Linked DNA regions of Mus musculus: region 1 is linked to region 2. A link is a loop called in an ENCODE intact Hi-C map of the cell type or tissue named here. Cell type or tissue: heart. All regions are shown on one strand.

What was found. Hi-C counts contacts between places; a loop is a spot of excess contacts. Peaks named below come from ENCODE experiments on the same cell type or tissue, not always from the same donor. Only the 100,000 strongest peaks of a DNase experiment are listed, where the experiment ranks them.
Region 1: a loop joins it to region 2, with 2.1 times the contacts of the local background. A loop is called at or near these places in 7 of 42 quality-filtered maps.

Annotation. Positions count from the first base shown.
Region 1 is chr3:89,684,593-89,692,592 of GRCm38, forward strand. No RefSeq gene overlaps it. Among named protein-coding and RNA genes, the nearest start is that of Adar, 42 kb to the right of the region's middle. In heart, a CTCF peak has its summit at 4,273 (motif pointing left); a DNase peak (open chromatin) is centred at 4,279; H3K4me3 peaks cover 487 bases; H3K27ac peaks cover 458 bases; H3K27me3 peaks cover 531 bases.
Region 2 is chr3:89,336,152-89,344,151 of GRCm38, forward strand. It overlaps Efna4 (ephrin A4), which reads right to left and starts at 1,877. Exons shown (of 4, transcript NM_007910.2): 1 at 1,687-1,877. The coding sequence starts at 1,799. Adam15 (a disintegrin and metallopeptidase domain 15 (metargidin)) reads right to left here. Exons shown (of 23, transcript NM_001037722.3): 13 at 7,967-8,000; 14 at 7,522-7,826; 15 at 7,237-7,432; 16 at 6,962-7,039; 17 at 6,138-6,210; 18 at 5,786-5,924; 19 at 5,357-5,426; 20 at 4,712-4,786; 21 at 4,250-4,321; 22 at 3,904-4,028; 23 at 3,489-3,802. The coding sequence ends at 3,760. In heart, CTCF peaks have their summits at 3,438 (motif pointing left) and 4,521 (motif pointing right); DNase peaks (open chromatin) are centred at 1,630, 1,770, 3,530, 4,660 and 2 weaker places; H3K4me3 peaks cover 4,123 bases; H3K27ac peaks cover 3,187 bases; H3K27me3 peaks cover 427 bases.

The DNA.
Region 1 (8,000 bases), 350 kb after region 2:
CTATGTCCATTCTAATAAGCCATGCTGAGTCTCCACCTGTGTTGAGTCATAATGGACCCCATCTTTTGGGTGGGTCAGTTAATACTCTGTAGAAGGTAGGACCCGTGTCTTGGACATCTTTGTACCATAGACACCAATAAGCATCATCTAGTAGACCCTCAGTAGACATTGGCTGAACTCAGAGCAGCTCACAGAACCTTGGAAGGCTGTTACTTGATGGGCCCTCTGTCTTTCTTCTCCTGTTTCTTATTCCTGGGGTCTATACCTGTCCCATGAACCACACTAACACCTCTGTTCCCAGAGACTCCTATGAAGAGAATATTAGCAAATTTACTTTATTTTTTATACTTTATTTATTATTATTATTCGTGTTGTGTCTGTCTGAGGATGTGTGTGCATGTGGCAGGTGCCCTCAAAGGCCAGAGATGTTTGATCCCCTGCAGCTGGAGTCATAGTCAGTTGTGAGCTACCCTGTGGGTGCTGGGAACTGAACTTGGATCCACTGAGCCATCTTGCAGCCCCTTATCATCCTTATTTTAAAAACTAAGAAGATGGTTAGGAGCTCATTTTATAAATTCACACACACACACACACACACACACACACACACACACACACACACACACATCACATATGTTTTAATATAGTATTCACTTTTAAAGTAACTAGGAAAATGGTGCTATAACAGGCATACTGTAGACCCATTCTCAGAGCTCTGAAGTCTGGGGGGGGGGGGGGTTCAAGAGATAGCCCATCTCCAAAAAGGGTTAGAGCACCAACTTAAGAGTCTAGTAGACAAACACTCAGTCCATAGCAGACAGTAAACATATAGATCAGTCAAGAAAGTGCCATTGTTGATGGTTTTTTTTTTGCAGGTCCCTCTTTAGTGGATGTTGGAATTTCTGTGTGGGGCTTTCCCAAGTGTTGATCAAGTGTTATACTGTGTCTGCCATGGAGTCATGAGAGATGTTTGAATGATTACACCACTAGATGTGGGTTAATGGTGGAGGTTAAGCACCAACATCAGCAGAATGGAATTAACAAAGGGGACACACCCTCTGGGGTACAGAAGTAAGTTCTTCTAACAGTGGGAGTAGTGGTGGCCTCCCCTGGGCTGGAACTGGAGCCCTCAGACCTTGTCCCAAGCAGCCCCAGTGTGCTCTACTTGAGAGACCTGGTGTGAGCTGGCTGCTGGGAAGAATGACAAAGTAGGGGTCAAGGCCACTGGCCCAGCCTCCAGACCAGGAGGTCTCACCTCTTAAGTGTTAGTTTTGCTTTCTAGTATACTACTTTGGGTCTAGAAGGTCTGGAGTATCCCCCAAAGATCCATAAGTTTGAAGGCCCTGTCTGTACCTGTGTCACTGAGGGGAGACAGTGGGACCTTCAGAACATGTGCCTAGTAGTAGAAAGTAAAGCTATTGGCAGGGCATAAAAAGAGACATTGGGACCCCAGCCTGCCTGTCTTTCTTTGTTCCCCAACTCCCATGAGGCGAGCAGACCTTCTACAGAGCAAGACAGGAGTAGCAGGAACAAGCCTCCAAAAGGAAACCTCTGAGACTGTGAGTCAACATGACCCTTCACTTTGTCTGCATTATCTCAGCTCTTCTGTAGGTGTGACTCAAAACCAGCCACACGCCTGATGCAATCTTTACAGTTTCTTGTCCTTCTCTTATCACATTATCCTCTCGAAAGTCCTACCCACTTCCCCTCCTGGAAGCTCTGGCAAGTACACAGTATGAGGGAGGGTAAAGGGACTAGAAATCCCAGGCTTTGCCCTCGACCTCCCAATGAGCTGGAGCTGGAGGGGGAGGTGATGGAGGGTGGGAGTGGGCGGGGCTAAGTGGTGCCCTTCAGGTCCAGGCTCCCTGGAGCAGAGCGGAGCACAATCTCCACACGCCTTATTCGCCTTATTCTCTCTCTTTTCTCTTCTCTTCTCTTCTCTCCTCTCCTCTCCTCTCCTCTCCTCTCCTCTCCCCTCCCCTCCCCTCCCCTCCCCTCCCCTCCCCTCCCCTCCCCTCCCCTCCCCTCCCCTCCCCTCCCCTCCCCTTCTCTCTCTCTCTCTCTCTCTCTCTCTCTCTCTCTCTCTCTCTCTCTCTTGGTTTTTCGAGACAGGGTTTCTCTGTATAGCCCTGGCTATCCTGGAACTCACTTTGTAGACCAAGCTGCCCTCGAACTCAGAAATCCGCTTGCCTCTGCCTCCCGAGTGCTGGGATTAAAGGCATGCGCCACCACACCCGGCCATATGCTTTATTCTCAATCCCTGCCGGGTAGACACTTCTCTCTTCCAGGTGTTTGGACACTGTGATGCCAGTCTTGTCATCAACTTGGTAGGATTTAGGATCACCATGAAAACTGATCTCTGGACATGTCTGTGAGGGAATGTTTAGATTCTGGTTCGTTGAGGTGGAAAGTCTCGCCTTCAATGTGGATGTCGTCATCTCCTGGGTAGGGTCCCAAAGAAGGAGAAAGTGAGATGAGCACGCTCACCCTAAGCAAGGAAGAACAAGTTTACCATGGGATGAACAGGCGTCCCTGCATCCTGGCCCTCGCCCCTCCCCCCACCCCCCATCAAGATGTACTGTGCTGTTACCTGCTCAAACCAGGATCCATGGCTCTTCCTGGTTCACACTTTCTGACTATAGATGCACTGTGGCCGTTTCCTGATGCTCCTTTTGCCACACTTTGCTGTCACCATGGACTGTGTCCTCTTGGAATTCAGAGCCAAAATAAGCCCTTTTAAAAGTTGCCTTTGCCTGCCTTCCCTCCCTTCCTCCCTCTTTCTCTCCCTCCCTCCATTCATCCCTCCCTCCCTCCTTCCCTCCATCCCTCTTTCCACCTCCCCCTCCATTCTATTTTCCATGTCTTTTTCCCACCCCCACCCTGTCTTCACAAATACTATTTCCAAATATTGCCTCTGAGAGCTCAGGTTTGATTGTGGATCTAGAGTTGGGGAATTGATGGAAGAAAGCATCAGTCACCTGGAGAGCAAACACTGAGCCTCTGCTCAGTCCAGCCCAGATGACACAGGGCTCTGTGGAAGAGTCATTATTATGTCAAATCCCCGCTAGGGAAAGGCCACCCAATTTTAGTTGCTCATTTCCACAGGCAAACTGTGTCCCCTCCATGGGTAAGCTCACAGATTCTGTAGTTTCTTCCTTCTGCCTCATTTTCACACCGTCTTCCAGATCCACGGTTAGGGTTTGGGGGCCGAAATACTGAACAGTATCAACACTTCATTTCCAAAGACATTTCAGTAGACAGCGCAAACAGCTGCATCCTGCACACAGAAGCAAGTCTGCCACGCCTGCTCGGCACCTTCGTAGCTTTCACCCTGAGCGACTCCAAAGATAAAGTGCTAAACTCTTAAAGTCTCCAACTGTCAGAACCGATATCTGTCCCATGTTTATGTGTTTGGAAACCATGGCACTCAGAGGAACCGCCAAAGTACATGTGCAGTACACGGAGGGAGGTTTTGGGAGTCAGACCAACAAGGCACATATTTTAGCCTGTGAAGGGAATTTGTCTAGCTCTTCCATTAGACTACATCCCTAGCCTCAAGTATTTTTGCTTCTTATCTGCAAAAGGACAATGCTTATATCAAAGGGCTGCTGAGGATTAAATGTGATTAAATGGACCAATTCCCTGGTCCAGCTGCATCAACATCACCAGAAAACTTGTTAAAATGCTAATAAGCTGACCCTAGCCTAAGTCTACTGAGTGAAGAGCTTTGGGGATGGAGCCAGCAATCTGTGCTTTAAGGAGTCCTTCCATGAAGTTCTGATGCTAGCTCACGGTTAGGCTTAGGGTAAAGGCAAAGCAGACAGACACCCAACAGTTTTTTCTTCTATTCTCCTGAGTGTTTGTAGGGTATGTCTTGCTTTTGCAATGCTTGGCAGGCATTCTCTTCCTGAGAAGTACCCCTAGCCTCTCATTAAATAACGCCATTAATCCTTTACATTCAATGGCTTCTACATGAACTGAGCTAGGGAATTCAGCCTGCTTGCCCAATTGCACCTTCTAAGTCTGAACCTTGAAAGCCTATCTGAGATGTATCCTCGGATTCTCAAGGAAATCGACACCGAATACACCACAATGCTGTCATTGTTTACCCGGCGCAGCGAAGGTGGGGTGGGCAAACCTCACTCTATGTGGTTTTAGAGGCTTGCCTAGGAGAACACAGGAACCTGGTTCTCTCAGGAAGAAACCTGGTCTTTCTATCTTCCCAGAGCCAGTCCTTGCCAGGCTGCAGCCCTGACTCAATGCTGCCATCCGGTGGACAGAAGGGAAGTGCCTGCGGGACCACGGGCTCCACCCAAGCCAGCATTTCCTGGGTTTCTAGGAGCAGTCGTCCCTGATGGCTTCAGGCAGATTTAGAGGTGATGCTGCTGAAGGAGCCGCCCTCAAGGTGCTGGCAAAGAACTGGAGGAACGGGTGCTGCACGATGCCCCCGGAGGGACCGGCGCTGCTCGATGCCTCCGGAGGAACGGGCGCTGCACGATGCCCCCGGAGGGACCGGCGCTGCACAATGCCCCCTGGTTAGTATTCTCCAAGTGTACAGCCCCGACGAGGGAGGTGTTTGCTCTCAAGCGCCTGAAAAGCCTATTTACATATACAATCTGTTCCTAACAAGCAGCAGAGAGTTTGCAGAACTATTAATAAGTCTTCCCAGACAACAAATATACATTTTAATGAGAAGCTGAAAATTAAGAGTAACTTTAAAATGCTGTGCAAAGGCTCAGCTTCTAATTATAATCTCCTAGAGGGGAAAACATGGGATGGCTTCATTTCTCCTGATAGACCAGACACTCCAAGAGCTCCCATTGATAAATCAGCATTTTCATTTATATCCTCTCCTGCCTTGTGATTTAACATTCTCTCAGGATACTTCGCTTTAACAGAAAATACCACTCTGAGCAAATGCAATTAGCCAAATTCTATATACAGCTAATTCAGCCTTTCATAAAGGTTTTTAGACATTGGTTAATAATTGGAGCACGTCAGAAAGATATAGGGAATACTTCTAGCTTGTAGAATAAAGTGTCCCTTTGTAGAACTGAAGGTGTGTGTGTGTGTGTGTGTGTGTGTGTGTGTGTGTGTGTGTGTGAAGAGGGAGGCTAGTGTGGAGGCTTTCTCAGGGACAAATCTTCAATTAAAACATCAAAACAAATAATACAGTAACATAATAAAACTCACTGAATAAAATAAGAAATATGAACCTAAATAGATGCAGATAAAATAGAAATCTTGATGAAGAATAGGATATTTTAAGCCAGGAGTCAAGGAGTTGGCTCAATGGGTAAAATGTTTATTGCACAAGCCTGAGTTCAAATCTCCAGCATCCAAATAAAAGCCAGGTCTGGTTATGCTGCCTGTGATGTAGATTTGGGAGTTAGAAACAGGCAGATCCTGGGGGTTTGATGGCCATTCTATCCAAAATGGCAAAGTTCAGTGAGAGACTGCCCCCAAATTGATAAATAGAGGCCCAGAAGTGTTTGGAGAAATTATCCAGATGTCAACTTCTGGGCATTACATGTGAGTACACCTGTCTATACATGTGACATTTATCTATTCAACACACACACAGCGCACACACACAAACACATAACTGGGCATGGTGGCCACGCCTGCTGCTGTTTCCAATGTATGAACTTTACATGTGTCTTAGTTACTTTTCTCTTGCTGTGATAACACACAAAGACCAAGGCAACCTATTAAGAAACCTTTTAATTTGGCTTGCAGCCTCAGAAAGTTAAAGTCCAGCCAGGCAGTGGTGACGCACGCCTGTAATCCCAGCACTTGGGAGGCAGAGGCAGGTGGATTTCTGAGTTCGAGGCCAGCCTGGTCTACAGAGTGAGTTCCAGGACAGCCAGTGCTATACAGAGAAACCCTGTCTCAAAAAAAGAAAGAAAGAAAGAGAGAGAGAGAGAGAGAGAGAGGGAGGGAGGGAGGGAGGGAGGGAGGGAGGAAGGAAGGAAGGAAGGAAGGAAGGAAGGAAGGAAGGAAGTTAAAGTCCCTGAGGGCAAAACAAGGAGCAACTGAGAACTCACATCTTGATCCACAAGAGTACTGGGAACCTTAAAGTCAACTTCCAGGGATACACTTCCTTTAATAAGGCCACACCCCCTAATCCTTCCCAAACAGTTTCAATCGAGAACTACATATTCAATGTATAAGCCTATAGAGGCCATTCTCATTCAAACCATCAGAACTTTTGTGAGTGGTGTGTGTGCTTGCACATGTGGTAAGAACCCGTTCTCTCCTGTGGGTCTTGGGGACTGAACTCAGATCATCAACCTTGGTGGCAAGTCCCTTTAACCACTGAGCCATCTTTTGGGCCTGCCCCTGAATGTTGACTTTCTTGCTTTCATTTTCAGAGTGGTAAGTATAGGTGAGTGCCACCACACCCAGATTATACAGTGTTGGAGATAAAACCTAAGACTTTATGTGTGATAAACAAGCACTCTATCATGAGGGAGAAAGATTAGAATATGGCATAAGCACACACACATACACACACCACACACACACACCACACACCACACACCTATCTCTCTTTCTTTCTCTCTCTCTCTCTCTCTCTCTCTCTCTCTCTCTCACACACACACACACACACACACACACACACACACACTACATTTTTTTTAAAGAAAAGGACAATAAAGTGTTGTTTGGTGGGACATACATGTACTCCAACTCTTAGGGAGCTGAGAGCAGATGATCACAAGCGTTAGAGCAGCCTGAAACTAGCCACAAAGCCAGAAACTAGGATGGGAGGAGGGATGTGAAAGAGGAGGGAGAAAGGGGAGGAGAGGGGAGTAGTGCACATCAATGATGAGTGAAGACTTCTCAGGAGTCTCACAAGGACGTCCATGTCCACGGGTGTGTGTGTGTTGGAGAGGCAGAGCCTACTGTCCCGTGCTGCCTGGCCAACCCATAAGATAGGTCTCTCACAGGGCATGAAGGCTTCCTTTAGACCTTCTCTCCTAGTCAAACTGGCAGAAACTACTTTTCTTTCACTCTCTGGTGACCATGGGGGATCCCAGCAAACAGGATATCCTGACCATGGATAGGCACCTCTGCTTGATGACCATTACTGATGCCTGCTTTGACTGGGATGCCAAAGCCTCCAGCTGGGCAACCCTAACCATAGGGGCTTCTTTGCATCAGCTACTCAGGGTAACAGAATCACTTGCATTTTATTTGCTTGGCACCAAAAATGGAAGCTTGGGAGCCCGGAAATTCGGCTACCTGCTTTACTGTAATGGAGACGCACACTCAAGCTGCAGGTGGTAAGTGGAGCGGGAAAGGAGGAACTTATTCGCATTTCTCAGACACTCAGTCTGTGTGGGAGGAGTCTCCAATCCTAGTGAAATCCGGGAGAAAGGACCAGATGACTGAGGGCTCATGTTTCATGTCTAGCTCAAGACCTTGAGCAGGGCCCAGTTGGAGAGACTGTGAGTCAGGTGCTAGGTAACGACCACAGAAGAACACAGGAAACAAGTAGCAGATGAGGGGCTGACAAAACTCCATCCCGCCTGCATCAGGAGCACTTCTGAAGAAACTTGGGCCACCGCAGTATATTAAGTCACCATCATCTTTGGCTCTTGCCCCTGTGTGAGCAAAGAAAAGCTGGTTATTATCCCAGGTGTCTCACACAAGAAGACCAAGTCATGATGTTTAGGCCACAGTGCCCTTGTAACCTGGAAAGTTATCTTCCAGAACATGCTGAGGGTGTGTGTTTTCTAGTATGGTATGGCTGTGCAGGGCCACTGGCTCCTGGGAGATGCTAGCCGCTCCTAGTGTGGTGGCACTTTTAGCCTCAGAATTCCCACCCAAGAGGTAATTGGACAACACTCACTCACAAGATTTTAGAGAGGCGCCGGGCGGTGGTGGTGCATGCCTTTAATCCCAGCACTTGGGAGGCAGAGGCAGGTGGATTTCTGAGGCCAGCCTGGTCTACAAAGTGAATTCCAGGACAGCCAGGGCTACACAGAGAAACC
Region 2 (8,000 bases):
AAAGAAAATGAGTAGGTGGGCGCTTTTTCACTTTTTACAGATTTTACTATATGGCCCAGGCTGGCCTTGAACTCACTATCTTCCTGCTTTACCTCAGTCTTCATTCATTTTATCATTTTTTTAAGCTATGCGTGAATGTGTATGTGGGTATGTGTGAGTGAGTGCAGGGGCTGATGGAGGGTCCTCTGGCTGTGAGCCCTATGTGTGACCTCAGCCTTCCAAAGACTGGGATTTACAGGCCACCACACACAGTCCAGCTTCCTTTCTTAAGCAGACAAGTAGATGCTCATTATCAAGACAGTCCCCTCCACACAATCAAGATTCTCTTCCTCTCCTCTCAGAAGCAGCCCGAAGGGGCCAGGACAGGCGAGAAGGGCCGGACAGGCCACCCCCCAAGCACCACATACCGAATGAGTCCAACACAGGCACGCACACAACAAAGCATGATTTAGAAAAGGCCTCTAAACATCCTTCAGTGGGTGGCCAAGAACCACCTGCTGTGTCGACTCTTGATTAGAAGGATTCCTGGGCTAGGCTCTGACCACTAGCCAGAGAAGGAACCAGGAACAGAGGGGAGATAGGATCTTTGTATGCTTCATCACACTGGGTGTGGAGAAACACCCCCTGCCAAGCCAGAGCTCAGGAAATACTTGTGAATTTGGTGAATGAACTAGAAACACAAGAGCTGGGGGCTGAGGGACTGGTCTGGAACTGAGATAGAAGAAGTCAGAGTCCAGGACAATAGCGCTTATCACCCGGTATTGGTATTGGAATGACTATCTTTAGGCCTGCCCTCCCTGGGGGGCTGTGGCCTCCCACGGGGCAGGGTTTCATTGGTAAAGCCCAGCAGCTCAGCACTGGTCTTGACACACACACAGAGTATGTGCTTATCAAATGTTAGTGAATAAATGAACAGAGCCACAGATTGTCTGAAGTAGAAAATCAGAAAGGAAAACAGATGGGGAAGGCAGAGAGGCAGGGAGGAATGGGAAGCAGGATGCAAACAGCAAAAAATACCGAGGTTCAAAGGCAGCCAGCTCAGCAGAGGGGAAGAAATAAGCATTGAAATCTGTACAGCGGCACTCCTTTCCACAAGCCTGACCTCAGTCAGTCCACTTGCTTCCCAGGGTACTGGGTATTATTAGCCCATTTTGTAGATGACATAACTGAGGTGAGCAAGGTCAAATGACTGGCCCACAGGTGAATCAGATGGAAGAACAGGGCCAGGATTGGACAGAAATAAGATCAAGATGGAAGCAGAGATATCCAGGGGCCCGAGAGGCTCTCAGAACCAGAGAGGAACTCAACGTTCTTTCACTTGGGTAAAAATCCCTCCCTGGTTCTCAGCGGTCCACCCCAGCTCCTGCCCCGCCGGAGGTTTGGGCTCCCTAGAAAAGGGGGGCGGGACCCGGAATACGGGGCCCAGGCCCCCTCAGCTCCCTGCTCTCAGACTCCAACCGACCACCCTCAGGACTAGGGTGGTCCGCTCGCCCCCACACACACGTTCGGGCGGGGGGGGACCCCCGGGCACGCCTCGCCCCTCCCCCGCCGGCTCAAACAAAGGAGCCCCATCGCGCGGCTGGGCAGGGCTCAGACAGCGCCTTGCAAAAAGGCGAGCAGCGGGCGCGCGCACAGCCTGGGAGCGCGCGGGCCCAGCTCGGCTCTCGCCTCGCTCGGCCGTGCTACCTGGGGTTAGAGGAGTTCCAGTAGATTGGGTGGCGGAGGCTGGAGCACCCCGGCAGGCGCGAGCCGAGCAGCGCGGCCCAGAGCACAGTCCGCAGCAGGGGCAGCAGCCGCATCGCCCCTGGGGTCCAGTCTGGTCTGGCCCGGCTGGTCCCGGCCCACTTCTCTGTCCCGGCGAGAAAGGTACAAAAGTGGAGGGGGGTGGGGGGTACGGAACGGAGGAGGGGTGTGGAGGCTCCTAGACCACAGCCCTGGGTAACTTTCCACCAATGAAAACTTGTCTCCGCCTCTCTACTCAGCGCCAACTCTTGTTAACCCTTTGTGCTTCCTGTGCCCCGAGCGCTCCAGGTTAGCCAAAGCGTCCCTTTGTTATCTCACTGTGCTGGAAGAGGGTGGCATGGTGGATATTCCACTAAGGACTTAATGCTTGAGGGTTTTGGTTTTCTATGTGTGTGTACGTGTCGGCGCTTCTATTCCTTCTCCACCTTATTTTTTGAGACAGGGTCTCTCACTGAACCCTGATTGGCTTGGCTTGCAGTCCTGTAAGCTTGGGGTCGGGGTAGGAGGGGGTGCTCCTGTTTCCTAGCCCCACCTCACCCCTCCCACCCACGGAGGGGTTACAGAAATAAACCACTAAACTTAGGGCTTTTTACACGGGTGCTGGTTATCCAAACTCAGGTAAGCACTTTACCAAGGCTGTCTTCTTTCAAATCCTATGTTGTACTTTATTTTGTTTAAAACAGGGTCTTAACACTAAAGTCTGGCTGGCTTGGAACTTCTATTATAAGCCAGGCTGGCCTCAGACTGGCAATGATCCTCCTGCTCTATCCTCTCCAGTGCTGGGATTACAGCCACGGGGTTCATGCAGCACCACCTAAGAGGGCCGGTTCGGTTTATGTTTAGATCTTGTCCTTTGTGTCTTCATTGGTTCAAGGTAGAAAGCCTCATTGAAGTCTGGGAGGTCAGAGCTGGATGGCACATGAAGTACACCCATAGAAGAATCCAGCATTCTAGTCAGCACACAGCAAGTTCCTATTTGGGGGTAGGAAAGTGTGTACATAGGTGCCGTGCGCGCGCGCGCGCGCGCACACACACACACACACACACACACACACACACACACATGATGGCCAGCACCTGATACCCCAGATACTTTTGGAGGCTGAAGCAGAATTACCTTCCATGCATTGTTCTTTTGCTTTGCACACGCAGATGGTACAAGGGGAAGGACTGAAGTGGCTCTGGGGACACCCCTGACATTCCTCTAGAGCATCGTGCTGGGTGACCATTGTGGGACACAGCCTGCCCCTTATCCGCACACACCTCTCTCCCAGGAGTCCTCAGTCCTGAGGTCTAAATGATGAGGTGGTAGCAATCAGTACAAAGCACAAAGCACCTTTGTTCTGGAACCTTCAGGTGGGGGCAGGGAAGTGGAGGAGGCAGGTGTGAAGCCTTGGAATCCAAGCAGCCGCTGCCCTGCTCCACCCAGGCTCAGGGCTCTGAGAACACCAGTTAGATCCATTTTCCCAGCCACTGGTCAGAGGGTGGGGATGCAGGTCTGACGACTTAGGTCATTTGTCTCTAGCTGTGGTGGGGGCTGAGCAGCATTGCTGGGGAGAACTTGGGAGTCCAGAGGCCATCGGACCCAGACTGGGCAGAAGCAAGCCAGAGGCATCCTAAGTGACACATTCTTGTTGACCCTTTCTGGGAAGTGATCCTATTCTACAGGCCCTGGTTTGACCCAGCAGCGTCTCCTAGTGGCCAGACCTGCAAACAGCAGGAACTACCCAGCTTCCAGGAGCAGACACATTCCAAGATCTCACATTTATTACAACAGAGCAGAGATAGACAGTGTCCATGTCCTTCCGCCACCTACTCCAGCCCCGGCTTCGGCCCCTCCCCAGCATCCCGCTGCAGCTATTTTAGTGCGTCCCCAGGTATTGCTTAACAGCGCCTGGTGGTTCTTTAGGGCTGGACACCAGATTGTCTGTTCTCCTGCTTCTCTAGTGTTTGGGGCAGAGGTTCCATTTCTTTGAGTCTTAGAGCTTGAGAAGGAGGCAGCCAAATCTCCAGAGGTCAGAGGTAGAGCGAAGATGCTGCAGGGGGTGGTGGAGCTGGCCTGGAGTTTAGAAAAGCCAAGAAGGAAAATGGTCAGAACTCCTGCCTAGATGCCTCGCTGGCAGCAAGTCACTTAACCTCAGCAACACCCTCTTCACCTACCTGGAGGGCACCACCAGCGGCAAGCTTCCATCTCCTGGGCCAGGCAGGTCACCTGGTGGGTGCTGGCCCTGTGGGTTGGCAGGCAGTGGCTTTCTTGGGGGTGGGGGTTTGGTAGGCCCCTGAGACTGAGAAAGAAGGCCAGTTTGGAAAGAGGTCATGTTTCTCACCCACAATGTAGGGGTTCTAAGAGCCGTGCTAGTGGTCACTTTTGTCTCCAAACAAACCTGTCACTACCAAAGGTGCCACTGGGATACATGCCGTCAGGCACAGAGGGAGGCAACCTGTCTCCCATTGCCACCATTGCTCTAGGTAGGAGAGGCAATGTCCTGTTCCCCCTCACTGTTACCTTTGGGCGCCTCACCACAGGGTCAGCGGGCAGAGGGCGAGTGGGGGGATTGGATCGGTCAGCCAGCGCAGCCTGAACAAAGAGAGGAGCAGTGGCTTGGAAAGCATGGTCCAAGGTAGTGAGCGTGCAGACACTACCCAGGGGTCGACATGCAAACTCAGCCGAGGGTGGGGGTGGGAGTGTCCAGAGGAAAACGGGAGCATGCGCAGAGCCCCGGGGAAGGAAGGTGCAGATCGATCACGGAGTCCCTGGATGGCTGCAGTCCTACTATAGACCACCAGGTGGTAGTAGAGACCATGGCGGGAGGCTCACCCTTTGCTGCATCTGGGACTTTGAAGGCTGAGGGGGCACCCTGGTCTCCTAATGAAGAACACCACTGGGGGGAAGCAGGGATGAGAACTGCGATTGGGCACCACACCTCCCACCTGTCCTGAGCCAGGGCAAGGCCCAGCCCAGATTTACCTGGAGTTTCTTGGGCACGGGGTTAGGTGGCAGCGGCCTGGAGGGGGGCACTGGAAAGCTGACCACACTAGCTTGCTGAGAAGGCAGGAGGAGCAGACAGGCAGAGTAGGCAAGAGGAAACAGACAGATGTGGGCAGAAAGGGGTTAGTGTTCAGAGAGGGCAGCAGGGCCCCAGAGGCAGTGAGGTCACTGAGCTGCATGCGGGGAGTGGCATGTGCTGGAGGGGACATGCAGGCTGACTCCATACACACCCTCTTGCCATTAAAGGTAGAGGGCTTAGGCCCTGGGCACTTGGCATCCTTTCACACATGATGTCCTGGGCCTTATCAGATCTTAGCACACGGAAGGTCCTTTTGCACAAGGCCCCATTATCCCATGGCTCTGGTCGCTGTGAAGGGCATGGATAGAACCATCTCTCAAAGCCACTGATTGGGCCAGCTGAAAGAGCTCAGCAGAGCCTTCTGGTGGTGACTGGCTCACCCACTCTGGCTGTCCTTGTTTCTCTGCCTGCTACTTACTGGTCCTGAGTCCTTGGATTGACTGAGTACTCCAAGTCTTTCTGAGTCTTGAACCCTTAGTGCTACCTCTAAGGCCCGAGTTAACAAGTAATGTGGACTCCTCTTTCCTCTGGCATCCAGGGCTTACCTTAGTGCCTGTCATCTGCTGTGCCCGCTGTGGAGGTCCTGGTCGTTCAGGAGGACAGGATTGGGGTGCCCTGAGTATGAAGAAAGCCAAAGAAAAAAATGGGACTAGCCACCTACCTGCTGATCTGGGAGAATTGAACCCTTTGGCCCTTGGAGGGTAGTTGTGTGTGCTTGAGCATCCTGGAAGAAGGCTACCTTTCCCCTGCCTTGGGGTCCTGAGAGAAGTGGCCCTTGTATCTGGGGGTGAAGTTAAGGGAAATACACAGAGATGACAGGTAGGTGTGTAGGAATGGTAGTCAGGAAACTCAGGATCTGAGAGTTGGAACTTAGAAGCAAGGGGTAAGGACTGAATGTCTTGGGGCCTTTAGAATCAGGGCTCCAGGACTGTCCCTGACTGAAGGAAACAGCAGCAGGGACAGGATGTTCATACCTATATTGGCAGCTGGATCCCTTAAGCTGGCAGAGCCGCTGATGCAGGCGGGCACGGTGCCAGTAGCTGGCACCAAGTAGTACGAGGACCAATAACAACAGGAGGCTGAGGAGCAGGCCTGTGGTCAGGGAGCTGGTTGCTATGGAGAGAGGTCCAAACTGAGGGTGGGTCTGGCTAAGAACTCTCTCCTGAGAGAGGAGCAGGGATAGGGAGGAAGTGAGGTGCTGAGGAACCAGAGACACCTTCAGGAGTCACAGAGTCAAGGGACAGAGAGTAAAGGGGTCAGGAAGGGGACGAAGGAGAGAGGAGATGGTCAGAGCTTCCCAATACCCCGGGCCCATCCTCTAGCTACCTTTGAGCTGGGTCATGCAGTCTGGAGGTGCCCAGCCCTCTTCACAGCGGCAGTGCCCGCTGCTGTCACAGACCTAGAAGGACAAAAGGCAAGCAATGAGGGCGTCTGTCAGATAGGACCACTTCCCTGTGTATGGCTTTCCTTTTTGTTTTATTTTGCTTTAGTTTTTCAAGACAGGATTTATCTGTGTATCCCTGACTTTCCTAGAATTCGTTCTAGAGAGCAGGCTGCCTTCAAACTCGGAAATCCACCTGCCTCTACCTCCCAAGTGCTGGGACTAAAGGCATGTACCACCACTGCCGGCTTTTCAAGAATTCTTTTTTATCCCCTAAAGCTTCTCAGACTGTCAGGAATGCTTCGGAGGATGGGTAGACAGGCAGTCCTGGAGAGGGGGAGTCTTTATCCGTGCCAGGGGAAATGCCAGCAAGCTAATGCTTTTGTTGTTGTTTTTGTTTTTGTCTTTTGAGATAGGGTTTCTCTGTGTAGCCCTGGCTGTCCTGGAACTCACTCTGTAGACCAGGCTGGCCTCAAACTCAGAGAGCCGCCTGTCTCTGCCTCCCAAGTGCTGGGATTAAAGGCGTGTGCCACCCCCGCCCGACTAAGTTAATACCTTTAATATGCTGGTCACTAGTTAGCCACTTTCAGGCCCTCCAGGATATGGGTACCATTATTATGTCCACTTGGAAGAGGAAACAGCCCAAGAAGGCTAATAAAATATCCTGGGAAGTGGCAAAGACGGGAACCGAGGTCTGTCTGCTTCCAAGTCCAGACTTTTCCCTTCAGTGGGCTCGCTTTCCCCCTTCATCTCTTCCACACCAGCTCACCCCATGGCCGTGGCATTTTCTTCGACATTCCTGTGCTCCCAGGAGATCCACGGGCTGGCATCGGTGGCCGATGCACACCTGCTCCGTAGAGAGAAGAGCAAAGATCACATTCTCAAAGCCTTAGAGGGACTGGGGCCTGCAGGACTGTGAGGCTCCCCTTTACAGACGTGAAACCGAAGCTGGGTGGGGAAACAAGACTGTTTGGCCTGAAGAATCTGGCTTGTTATGGGTCAGAGGCTGCTTCCCACCCATTCTCAATCGCCCAGGCTACTCACCAGGCCAGGACCACAGGCAGTGCCAGGCAGAGCCAGAAGAGGCTGGGCCACATCATTGCCCAGGTCCAGGTCCACCCAGCTGCAGTTTAACTGTGTCCCGTTGGCTTCCAGGACCTCCGAGAGCCGATCTTGGACTGAGCCCAACAGAGGCTGGCTCCTACCCCACTGGCACTGCAGTTGCCCACACATGACATCTCTGGGGGTAGGGAGAAAGGCCAGAAGGGTTGGTAGAAGAAGCGCCAAGGTGCCCACAAACTCAGGAAAAGCCCATTTTTCCCCACTTACCTAGGGGCACAAGGCATGTAGCTACCACCAGGGCTGCGCCCACAGCTCCCAAAGGCATTACCCCGAGTGTTGGCTGTTTGGAGGCAAAGTGGCGCAGCAGGCTGGGCCCCGGGTCCCCAAAGTGACTGGCACTGCCGGGCATAGGAGGCACAGCGCCCATGCATACACACAGCCTCTCCACTAGCACAAGGCTCACCGTCCCCAAGTCTGATGTCAGACGGGCACTGAGAGCTATCTCCTGGGCAGAACTCAGGCAGATCACAATCGTCTGTGGGAGGGCGGCACAGCCAACCAGCTGGGTGCAACTGTGGAGGGTAGTGAGCATCAAAGTAGGTACTGGGCAGGGTCAGCCAGGAGCTCAGGGTCAGAGCTCAGGATGAGTCTTTGAGCCTGGCACCTGGCAGGTTAGCTCGGTGGCGGGGGCTAGTCCCAGGTCCATACCCACCTTGCAGTTTTGACAACAGGGTCCATCAGATGCA